2 separate regions of the Homo sapiens genome follow, and region 1 is linked to region 2. A link is a contact called in ENCODE Hi-C or POLR2A ChIA-PET data. All regions are on one chromosome and are shown on one strand. The core of a region is the stretch at or near the end of the contact, and the rest is flanking DNA. Distances in the headings are between cores, read along the strand shown.

The links. A loop is a pair of places that touch in the nucleus more often than their neighbours do. ChIA-PET counts read pairs that join two places held with the same protein, here RNA polymerase II (POLR2A). Pooled maps may share reads with other maps.
Region 1: a loop to region 2 is called in a pooled map, with 2.0 times the contacts of the local background. The contact joins two enhancer-like sites. A Hi-C loop is called at or near these places in 1 of 50 pooled maps. POLR2A ChIA-PET finds 5 or more read pairs at or near these places in 10 of 52 experiments (A549, CD4-positive, alpha-beta T cell, OCI-LY7 and 5 more).

What each region holds. Positions count from the first base shown.
Region 1 is chr3:152,221,455-152,227,928 of GRCh38, forward strand. No RefSeq gene overlaps it. Among named protein-coding and RNA genes, the nearest start is that of LINC02917, 19 kb to the left of the region's middle. Within about 2 kb of position 2,462, at least 2 of the 41 ENCODE cell types and tissues checked have a DNase peak (open chromatin) inside an H3K27ac peak, as active enhancers do.
Region 2 is chr3:152,299,264-152,305,257 of GRCh38, forward strand. MBNL1 (muscleblind like splicing regulator 1) reads left to right here. Exons shown (of 10, transcript NM_021038.5): 2 at 142-1,104. The coding sequence starts at 931. Among named protein-coding and RNA genes, the nearest start is that of MBNL1-AS1, 33 kb to the left of the region's middle. RefSeq lists an enhancer at 3,271-3,370. Within about 2 kb of position 2,833, at least 23 of the 41 ENCODE cell types and tissues checked have a DNase peak (open chromatin) inside an H3K27ac peak, as active enhancers do.

The DNA.
Region 1 (6,474 bases), core at 1,212-3,711, 78 kb before region 2:
AACTGTGACAGTGTCTGACAGCATAGCGGTCATTTCATTTTGTACTTTTGTTCACTTTTAATGTCAGATCCAAAAAAACATGGCAATAGTTAAAGTCAGTGATGAGAATTTATACCTGCTGGTTATGAATCCTCAGAGAGTGGCATGGAATGTTTCACTTATCTTGGGCTTTATCTCACCCACAAACCTAACTCTGTCTCCTTCCCTCAACTCTCAAAACTTGGTAATTTTCAGCCATTAGTTTATGATACGTGCTGAGATGATTTCTTTCTGTTTATTCTGCTTAGGAACTATGAGATTTATGGATCTGTAGGTTTACAGTTTTCAACAAATATGGAAATTTTGTCTATTCTTTCTGTCCTCTGTTCTCCCTCTTTTTCATTCTGGGTCTCCAGTTACCTATATTATCCCACAGAGTATTGAAGCTTTGTTTCTGTTTTTTAGTTATTATTTTCTCTGTGCTTCATTTTAGATAGCTTCTGTTGCTATAGCTTTAAATCTACTGATCTTTTCTTCTGAAATAAATTACTTACCACTGTTAATTTTATCCAGTGAATTCCTCATTTCAGATATTTAATTTTCATCTCTAGAAGTTCCATTTGTTTCTCTTTTACATTTTCTATTTGTGTCTCATAATTTTTATGTTTTCTTTTATATCCTTGAGGATATGGAGCATATTCATAATAGATATTTTAAAGTTCTTGTCACCAATTTTATCATCTCATTCATTCCTAGGATTGTTTGTCTCTATTGAGTGACTTTTCCCAGTGCCAAACATTGTGAATTTTAATTTGCTGAGAGCCAGATTTTGTTGAATCCCTTTAAAGATTGTTAAGCTTTGGCCACATTTTAGAACTTTGGTCTTTTGAAGCTTCTTTCTAAGTTATTTTAGGAAAGGTCTAGAATAAAACTTACTCTGGGCTACTTTGGCTCCATTTCTAAGATATGGGCCCTTCTGTGAAATTTACTGGATGTTTTTTGTATTCAATAAGGCATCTCTACTCTGGCTAATCGGAATTCAAAAAACTACCAGTTCTGTGCGAGTTCTGTGAAGTGTTCATCTTACATAATTTTTCTCTTCCTGGAAGATATTTCTAGTTTTGACTCATGGGACTTCACAGTACTCATGCATATTTGGTGTTCAGCCAAAGAATTATAAGGATCTCTAGCCAGATTTTGGAAGTCTTTCTCCACTTAGTTCCTTTATCTCAGGTACTTTGCCCCACAAATTCTAACTGCTGCAGCCTCCCAAATTGGGATATTTGTCCCCCCAGTTCAATGAGATTCCCAGGCTTATTCTGGTTTCCTCATTCCTTTGCTGCAGCTTGAAAAGTACCTTCAAACAAAATGCTCCTCATTTGTTTCTTTTTTCAGAGACCATTATCTGCACTGCCTATGGTCCAGGGTCCGTCTTTCGTTTTTTCCTTCCAACTTTTATTTTAGGTTCAAGGGGTACATGTGCAGGTTTGTTACATGGGAGAATTATGTGTTGCTGGGGTTTGGTGTACAAATGATTTAATCACCCAGATACTAAGCATAGTCTCCAACAAGTAGTTTTTTAGTCCTGACCCTTCTCCCACCTTCTACCCTCAAGTAAGCTCCGGTGTCTGTTGGTCCCCTCTTATAAGTTTCCAACTTACAAGTGAGAACGTGCGGTATTTTGTTCCCTTTCCCTGCATTAATTGACTTAGGTTGATGGCATCCAGCTGCATCCATGTTGCTGCAAAGGACATAATTTGATTCTGTTTTATGGCTGCATAGTATTCCATGGTGTATTGTACTGCATTTTCTTTTCTTTTCTTTTTCTTTTTTTTTTTTTTTTTTTTTTTTTTGAGATGGAGTCTCGCTCTGTTGCCCAGGCTGGAGTGCAGTGGCACGATCTGGGCTCACTGCAAGCTCCGCCTCCTGGGTTCACGCCATTCTCCTGCCTCAGCCTCCTGAGTAGCTGGGACCACAGGCGCCCGCCACCACGCCTGGCTAATTTTTTTTGGTATTTTTAGTAGAGACGGGGTTTCGCAGTGCTAGCCAGGATGGTCTCGATCTCCTGCCCTCGTGATCCGCCCGCCTCCGCCTCCCAAAGTGCTGGGATTACAGGCATGAGCCACCGCGCCCGGCCTGTACTGCATTTTCTTTATCCAGTATACCATTGATGGCCATCTAGACTGATTCCATGTTTTTGCTATTGTAAAATGTGCTGCAGTGAACATACATGTGCATATGTCTTTATGGTAAAACGATTTATATTCCTTTAGGTATATAACCAGTAATGGGATTGCTGGGTTGGAAAGGTAGTTCTGTTTTAAGTTCTTTGAGGACTCTCCAAACTGCTTTCCACTGTGGCTGAACTAATCCAGTTTCTAAAAATAAATATTTTCTATATTTACTCAGTTTTCTAGTTGTTTATGGGTGAAAGTTAATTCTACACTCTGTCACTCCCCCAGGGCCAGAAGCAGAAGTCTCCTGGTTTTCAAGCATGACTTCCTATTGTGCTTATGGTTTCACTTCAGTTGCTTTTAACACACAAGATCCTGTCTTACCACTGTACTTATATGTATACAAAATTAAAACATTCCTGAATAAGTGATTGTTTTTGCTTAGGTTATTGCTTTTCCTATTCTCAAGAGAATCTAAAATATTTTTTGATCTAGATTTTTGACTGGAATATCAAACCACTTTTGAGACAAGAGGCTTTTGTATTTGAGATGGAGAATCAGGTGGAGACAGAATTAGAACTGTTCACTCACAGTTCCAATTATTAGTGGTGGTATCTGCAGATTCAGGCTGCCATAAGAATAACTCAAATCTCAGTGAGAATGAAAGTATGATATTATATAGATTTTTATTATAATTAGTTAATTATAAGATAAGAGAGAAAATTTTCTCTTGTTGGTTGCTTTCTCTTCTAGGTGTTATCTATTACTCTGTTTTCGGTGAAACCCAGGATTATGTGACAGAAAGTTTTTGTATGAAAACTCCTTGAAAATCAGTTTTAAATGTAGCTACAAAGTTAGGCAGTTACTACCATTCCAAATTAGGAAGAAGATGTAGCTGCAGATCTAGTTAGGCAGAAATTATCACTTTTTTTACCTTTGAAGATGAGAAATATAGAACTATTACCAAAATTGATCTTAATGTAATAATCATCATGAAGCATTAGTGAACATATAAGTTAATAGCTTTGTTCCATTTGAATCAGAAAATTCACAGATTCTATGTAGTGCCAATGGTGCCAAGATTATATTATATCATTGTTTTAAAATTATTATTCATATCTCTATAATACAATTCAACCGGAAAAAAATGATTATTTTTTTAGAGTCAGGGTCTTGTTCTGTCACCCAAACCGGAGTGCAATAGCACAATCAAAGCTCAATGCAGTCTCAAACTCCTGGCCTCAAGTGATCCTCCCACCTCAGTCTCCCAAGTAGCTGGAATTACAGGCGCACGCCACCAAGCTAGGTTAAATTTTTTTATTTTTATTTTAGTAGAAATGGGGCTTTACTATGTTGCCCAGGCTGGAAAAAAAAAATGATTTTTATGTGCAGAATTAAGATGCTGTGTGCCCTAGAGGAAGAAGAATGCCCAAGTGATTTTTGGTGTTGACCTAAACCTTTATTCAAGAACACTCACCGTTTAATAATAATGTTTTACTGTATACATTTGTAAGTACATAAACCACATTTTAAAAAATGCTCATCTATTCCTAAAAATCATCCTAAGTAAAGTTACTAATTGAGTCAGGTAAACAGCAAAGACCTTTTTGTGACATATTTCAGAGTGAAATACCCATGACTTTTAACTTTAAACATTTAGCAGCATAAACAGTGGTAAGTTTGTCTTAGACCATTTGGAAAATTGCCTGGAAAGAGTTTGGGTCTTAGAAAGAATTTTGCTTCAACGTGAGATCTGTGAATTGGAGAGCTGTGAAACACTGTGCAGAGAGGCACCAACACTTTCCCGCCCCCTTTATAGTTAGTTGTAGGACTTCCTTGTAACAATACCCCTTTTGAAAACACTTTTACAATAGATGATAATGCATTGATTTAGTCACATTTCTAGTCTTTTGTAGTACAGTTAAAGATTGTATTGTTTTCTTGACCAAGCTAAAATAAAACAGATGCAAGTAAATCAGACAAAGATGTGAATTTGGCATATGAGTGGACACGGTAGAATTAATATTTATTCCTTATTGTTCAGTTAAGCAGTGTTAAACATATTCAGTTAATATGAACAAGGGGGTAATGCTTTCATAGTAAAAACTGCTAAATTTTGTAAATTTTGAAATTTAATAACTTAAACATTTGAAAAAGAGAGTAATGGGCAGAAACATGATACTAAAATCTGGAACATCTACTAAAGAGTAGAATAGTTCATACACTGAATCACTCATTCAACAAATACCTGTGAATGCTCTGTGTGTGTGTGTGTGTGTGTGTGTGTGTGTGTGTGTAATTATAAATATTTTTGTGCTAAGTGATATGGGGAATGCAAATTATATTAGGTCAAAGTACAGCCATCACCAGTCTAATATTCACTGTGATGGGAAAATAAGACACTATTAGTGCACAACAAAGTGGAATTTATTTATTTATTTATTTTTAAATTTGTACAGATTCAGGAGGTACATGTGCACGTTTGTTACTTGGATATATTTTGCAGTGGTGGACTTTGGGCTCAGTCTCCTGCCTTTTGGAGTTGGAAGTGTTTAAATGTTAAACTCTTCTGGAAACATCCTCACAGACAGACCCTGAAATAATGTTTTACCAGCTATCTGAGCATCCCTTAGCCCACTCAAGTTGACACAGAAAATTAACCATCACAAATGTTTTCAAAGGAGAAAAAACTAAGTTTTAGCTGAAGAAAGACAAAAAGACGAAATTGGTGCTTAGGTCTATGGATTGTGATGATCTCGCTTTGCAAAAACATCTGGATATACTATGAGATCATGCTGGAAGATCCTCAGATTAGTTCTCAAGAATCTATGAGAGTTTAAATAGGAAGCAAATACTATTTTCATTTTAAGAAGGTATTTATTTTTCTTTTTAAAAAATATATTCTGGATAAATTTTTTAATATTGATGTCATAACCAAAATTTTACCAGGGTATATCATATTCTGTCAGTTGTGCTTTTATTTTTAACTAGATACTAAAATGTGAGTAAACAAAATCTCAACTAAAGTTGATTTCTTCAGTTTTTTTTTCTATTTCAAAACAATTTTAAATGGAAAATTATGATAAATTTAGAGATATAATAATGTTAATAAAATTACCCAATATAAAGCCAGGTGCAGTGGCTCACGCCTGTAATCCCAGCACTTTGGGAGGCCGAAGCGGGTGGATTACTTGAAGTCAGGAGTTTGAGAACACCCTGGCCAAGATGGCAAAACTCCGTCTCTAGTAAAAATACAAAAATTAGCTTGGCGTGGTGGCACATGCCTTAATCCCAGCTACTCAGGAGGCTGAGGCAGGAGATCATTTGAACCCAGTAGGCAGAGGTTGCAGCGAGCCGAGATTGTGCCACTGCACTCCAGCCTGGGCGATGGAGTGAGACTCTGTCTCAAAAAACAACAACAACAACAATATAAATAAACCAATAAAGGAATACGGGATGTCAAATTATTTATTCATAAAATAATTGATTAATATTTGCAATAAAGGCAGGAAATCATTTAAGGAATATATCTTGATTTGTTTTACTAACTGATGGAGAATGTTCTTTCTTATTATCTTTTCCAAACAATACTTTATGTCACCATGGAGAAAGAGCATGATTCACCAACAATTCAGTACGGTTTTTTCAGGTTCTCTGTGTAATAGTTTTAGACCTTTTCAATTAAAACAGTTGAAATTCTTGCATGTAAAGTATGCTTTAAAATATTTCTCTTTCTCAATCTTGCTACCTAATAGCAAATGTAACTTTATAAGATATAATTGTAATCAATGCTCACCAATCAGGAATTGTTAATTTTTCCAATTTGCTATATATGCTGAAGAACGAGGGAATTTAGTCTTTTGAATGAAAAAAATTGCTTTCTTAAGAAGTCAGAGTAGATGATATTCTGTTTACTACGTGAATAATACGTATACAAATATGATAAAATAACATGATAAATATGACAAGTATTTCATAAATAATATGAAAATTGTGATAAAATAATATAATATAAAATATAAAATATGTGTGGTAAATGATAGATCATATGTACAAATTGTCTATAGTTTTGAAAGGTGTTTATTATATTTGACTTTTATAAATTTTTATTTTTTTCAATAATATGCTATGAATTTGAAATGAATAAGCCTCTTTGTATGTGCCAATCATGTATGTAACTATCATTTCTAAAGTGGAAATAATTTGGGTTTCTAGTTATATTTAAGGAGTTTTTACAAAATTTTGAAAGAATCCCCAAGTGTTTTCCTGAACTTTATCGAGAAACAGTAATCCAAAGTTAATTACGTGCAAGGCAAAGAAC
Region 2 (5,994 bases), core at 1,583-4,082:
TTGTGTATGTATGTGTGGGAGAGAGAGAGAGAGGCTGACTTGAATATTACTTAGTCTGGTATCACATGGCAAGGTTGTGATACTGTAGGACATCAGTGAAGTGCTACTTAGTAAATCTTAACCTATCTCTTTTTTCTACAGGTTGGTACTAAGAAGTGCCTTTCCTGACGTCTCTGCTGCTTGGAACCGCTTCTAGAGCAGTCTCTGCTTTTGCCTTGCTTGCTGCCAGCTAGACTGTGACGACAGCACATCCACCCTCCACCTCTAGCCCAGACACCCCCATTTCTACTTATAATCAAGAGAAAAGCTCTAAGTATCTGGCATTGCCCTAGGCTGCTTTAGTGTTAAAAGAAAAGTTTGCTGAAAAAGTAAGATATCTTCTGCCAGGAAATCAAGGAGGAAAAAAAAAATCATTTTCTCGATTTTGCTCTAAACTGCTGCATCTGTCTATGCCAAACTAATCAATACCGATTGCACCACCAAACTCCATTGCAAATTCAGCTGTGAGGAGATTCCCTTTCAGACAACTTTGCTGAAAGCAGCTTGGAAATTCGGTGTCGAAGGGTCTGCCACGTTTTCATGCTTGCATTTTGGGCTCCAAATTGGCACTGGGAAGGGGTTACTGAGAGCACAAGGCTGATACCAGGCCCTACTTTTAAACGTTCATCTACTTACAATCCTAGTATTTCTCTAAAAACCAAAACCTCTTTGAATTAACAGTTTCATGCTGTGAATTTCTAGTGGGAGATCTTTTCCTTGATATTGACGACACAATTTTCCATGTACTTTTAAAGCAGGGAGTGGGGAAAAGTATTTTGAGGGGACATTTTCATCATCAGTTCAGCTTTTTTTTTTTGGTTGTTGCTCTTTTTTGGGGGGGTTGGGTTTGTTGGTTTCACTGAAACATTTAACTACCTGTAAAATCTAAACATGGCTGTTAGTGTCACACCAATTCGGGACACAAAATGGCTAACACTGGAAGTATGTAGAGAGTTCCAGAGGGGGACTTGCTCACGGCCAGACACGGAATGTAAATTTGCACATCCTTCGAAAAGCTGCCAAGTTGAAAATGGACGAGTAATCGCCTGCTTTGATTCATTGAAAGTGAGTAACTATTATATTCTTTTAAGGATATTCAATGATTGAATGAGGGGTATATGGACATACAGTTCTCTGCATATGGGATTATGGATTGCTTTGTTCATAGTTTAGTTATACAGTGTGTTGATGATGTTGGGCTGGGGAACTTTACGAGAAGCAGTAGAATCAAGTCTGGCCAAACTTTGTTATGAATAACTTTATCAGTCCTTTCACTGCATGTTTTTTTTTGCTAGGGCAGAAAGTGTTGACATATTTTTCACTTAGTAATGGCAAAGTGTCTGTCTGTCCCTGGAAATGGTAAATGTAGCTACCTGTGAGTGTTTAGCATATGCATATATTATATATAAGGCCATGGCAATAGCTGAATGAGGATGATTTTTATTTGTTGGTAAAGGCATTGTACAGTTGCAAAAGAGAAGCAGATTTAAAATCAGCTAAACTTGGATAGACTTTTTACTCTTTTAATATTTTGACATTTTAGATTTTCTTTTTATTTTGTGGGCATTTTATTTTCAGGCCAGAGCCACGCATTTTATGGAAAATGTAACTAGAAGTAAGGTGCTGAACTGCTGCTACAGCACCTTACCTGAGGCACAAACTTTGTTGCATGTGAGTTATATAAATAAGTAGAAACTCATAAGTACTATTGTTTATTGGATTTTTCCAGCTTCAAAAATTCTAATGTGAATTAGCAGTTTATTTTCTGTTAGATCATGATTTTTTTTTATTTGTAATAGTCTTAGCTAGAAATGTTAAAAGTTAGCTTTTGTGGGCACCATAATACTAAAATATTTACTTTAGTGTTTCTTGACATTCAAAAATGTCATTGGATTTGTAATTCAGGTATCATATTTGAAAATGAGTCTTTTAAAAGATAACATAAATATCTTTATTTTGACACACAAGGTCAAGACTAGAAATGTGTTCCTGGGTACTTTCAGCCTACTTGGTTTAATCAAATTGCTTTTGAATATGAATGTCCTAATTTAATTCTTTGGACCTTTGAGGGGAGGACACTATCACTTCTACATATGTAGAGAAGTAAAAGTCTCATAGATCCATCTTGTCTTTAAAAATATATGGTGCTATAATAATCTTTTCTTTAATAACATCAGGGTGAGTTATGAGTTAATTGTTTCAGTTCATTGTTTCCTGGTCCATTTTAGGCTGTTCATTTTGCTAAAGTTTTTGCCAAAGATTTCGAGAATATGATCTTTAGAGTTGAACAGAAAGGAGGTATTAACAACAAAAATATTTTAAAATGTTAGATTCTTCTTAATGTCATAGTCCTAAAGATCAATAAGCAAAAGTTATAAACTCCCATTGAGACTTTCTTCACCCTTTCCTTTGAGAGGCATCAGTGAAGGGCACAGTGGTTGTACCTCCGTGAATGTGTATTCCTAAATTCATGCTGGCTGAATTCAGGTGTAATTAGAGACTGAGACCCATAAAATGAGGGGCAAGGAGCTAATTACTCTTGTCGGTAACCAGCTGTGGCCATAAGTAACCCTGTTTTGACCCAATTAATAGTAAATCCAATTTTTAATCCTACAGACAGTTGATGGTGCACTCGTAGCTGCAAAATGAAGGACATTAAATTTGGCTGTGACATTGAGTGGTTACACAGAAGACCTGCTTCTACAACATTTGGAAACATTGTGAAACATTACTATTCAGTTGCTATTTTTCCATCTCAAAATATTTTTTTTTAGTTGCTGCTCACTTATGGCCACAGAACAGTCCCTTTTTGAGTAAAGCAGCAAGGTTGCTTAATGACATGCTATGTGGTTAACAAGATTCAACTGCCACATCAAGGACTTTAAATAATTTCAAGATTTTAAATGTATTTATGAAATGAACTCATTACAGCAGCTAATCAATGCAAACTTTGTCCTTTTTCTTTGTCTTTCTAAGAGAAACTGAATTTAATTTAAATTTAAATTACAGTGTCTAAAACTTGGTAAAATATTTTAAATTTGAATAAGAGGAAAAAAAAAACATGAATTTATTTATGATGGAGCTTCATACCCAGGACAGTAGCTTCTTAAATGTTAGTAAAATAATTATGTTAAGCATTAAAACAATTTTGAATATGTAATTAAGCATTTATGTTAAAAAACATGTTTCTTACGTGTGTGTGTATATATTTATAACTGACACATGTGATTCTTTGTACAGTATTTAGAATCCTTCCCTTCAGATAGCAGTCCTCTTGTATTCAGTCTTGTGGCTAAAATAGATCAAAAACATATTTTAAAACTGTTAAAGTAACTGTATGACTCATGCTTGAAGTTCTGAAATTTGGGAGCGTTATGAGGTTTCCATGCCATTAACCGCTAGATCATTTGCATTCTCTCACAGAGTAAACGGAAAAAAATTTAGAAAACTTGTAATAATCCTGACTTCTTTAATAAAATGTGTCCTGTGTATTGCTTAAATCCATAGTCCAGCCTTTTCTGAGTTCTTGAGCCATGAGATGGAGGTGGCCTGTGTAATCTACTATTTTTAGAAAGTTAGGAAAGCAAACCAAATACTCTCTGAGAGGACCCTATGAAATGGCTGTACCCTTCAGCTGTGCTGCTTCAGACTTTGGCCAGGCTCCCAGGTGACTTACGTTAATAGCAGACTTCTAGTTAGAAGAGGAGAATTTATTTCATTAAAAAAAAAAAAAATAAGTCAAACAGTTCAAGAAAGTATTCATTTATGTAAAAGAAGTCAATTGGTATGTTACTAAAGATAATAGGAAGAAAATTAGCTCACTATTTTAGTTGCATACTGATGATTTTAAGGTTTAAATAATTAGATTTAAATATACCGTATGTAAATGTAGAAGTCTGTATCGTAATAAATCTGTTGCTAAGTAAAATGGGAATACATGACAACGAGGAATGTAGGTATTAAGAATGTCAGAATTAGAACGAGAACAGTAAAAGAGCAAAAGCTGTAATAATGTGTGCTAGTATATAAACAATACTCTAAATACTTAGTTTCTCTAATTTTCCTTTTACAATTGCAGTTTTAATTTATAATAGTCTAAGAGCGTATTCAAGCTGAGACTTAAATTGCTTACGTGCTATAGATTTAGGTGTATTAGCTATTTCAGAAATCCAGAACATTTGCAAAGGTGCATTATTTTATGCCAAAGAGGATTATGTTCCCCTATGGCTTGTGAAAGAGATAGGAAAAAAGAAAAGAAAAATATTAACACTGCAAGCCACCATTAGAAAATTATATTTCAAAAATGATGTTTCAAATCAATGACAAATTGCCTATTCAGTCATGAGCTCTCAACTAAAATTTGGGGAGTCAATGTAAAGAAAGCCTACAGAATGTATTTTAATATTTGCCAAGTTATTTATACCCTCAAAAAAAAAGCTTTTACGATATGATCAACAGAAATAGACTTATTGTTTACTGAATTCTATTTCAAATACCCATTCATTTTTCAGGTACTAGGGATGGGAGAAAGAGAATATAACCTTTATATTTACTATCTATTTTCCAAAAATCTAGCAAAATTCTTTTACCTTTGAAAACTTTAGTCACTTGTTCCTTTATCAAATTGAGCCATTTTATTTAAGATAATTAAAATTTCTTTTTGCTATATACAGTGATATCTATCTATAAATAGCACCCCGATCAGATTTATCATAGACACATTTGAGATCAGATTCCACTGCAAAGTGGCATACAATCAAGGGTGCTGAGAACAGTTTTAAAGAGCCTCTGCAGGCTTAGCAGAATATATGAAGTATGGAAATTAGGTATTAGAAGGCACACAAATATATGTACATACAGGTAAATGAACAACTAAAGCACTCAAAATCAGTAAGGCAAACAAGTATCCAGATGGTCACATATGGATTGGATGGCATAACTAGACATGATAAAGTAGTCCCAAAGGTGGTTATAGTTAAATTTTAGAAGATCCTCTGTTGCTAGCATGGTTTATCCTCAATCCAGAAATTGCCTGTGTTGCTGCTGTTCTAAGCCCCAAGCATAGACTTTTCATCATATTTTAAAAACCAGTTTCACTGATAATCCTGATAAAATATCTGCAAGTTTTAGACTAAATATGCAATTTTCAATTAAAATTTTGATCTATTAGGGTCCTAACTGGAATCACTGTTACCAGGAAGTTTTTTTGTGGTTTGATTTTTAACCACTGGTATCTCCCATGTATTAAAACTTTGACAGATTATTATATATACTGTGCTGGCACATATATTCAATGTGTCTTTCAGTGACAGATTGACATATCACTTCCTTGTTTTCTCCTAATAACTTAGGAGATGAACTAACTATAAGGCATAACCTGCGCAGCAGTATGTTTCATATAAAAGGTCCCTAAGGAGAAACTTCACAACTTTGTAAAGAATATCCTGTGAATATGCTGCAGTGTCATCAACTCTGACATAAACCTTTCTTTAATGAAATTCTCAATAGCTGCAGTTGCTTTGGTGAAACTAGTAATTGTATTCATTTGCCTGTTTATATTAGAACTTTTTTAGAAAACTTTTTTTTATGAGTAAAGGTTTTTTTAGACTATTAGATAAATTGTAAACCATGTTTCGAATCAAGCTACCTGCTGCAGTAATTCTAGAACTATTTATTTTGCTTCATATTATAAGATTTTGGTACACTGCGTCTACTTTTTTTCTCATGAAATCTTGCTTCACTGTGTGAGTGTGACAAACTAAAAACAATTTAGACCTCAAGCAATGTGGCACTTACAGCTGAATTCAGTTTCATTGTAATTCAGATGTCTGAAGCTAATCAAAATTCCACGGAGTACCCTTGAAACAATTGCATATATAAGGCTGTTTCTCACTTAAAAGAGACAATGCAGTGTGGGGTGAATTGTCTTTTGAAGAACTGTATGACACATGCCCA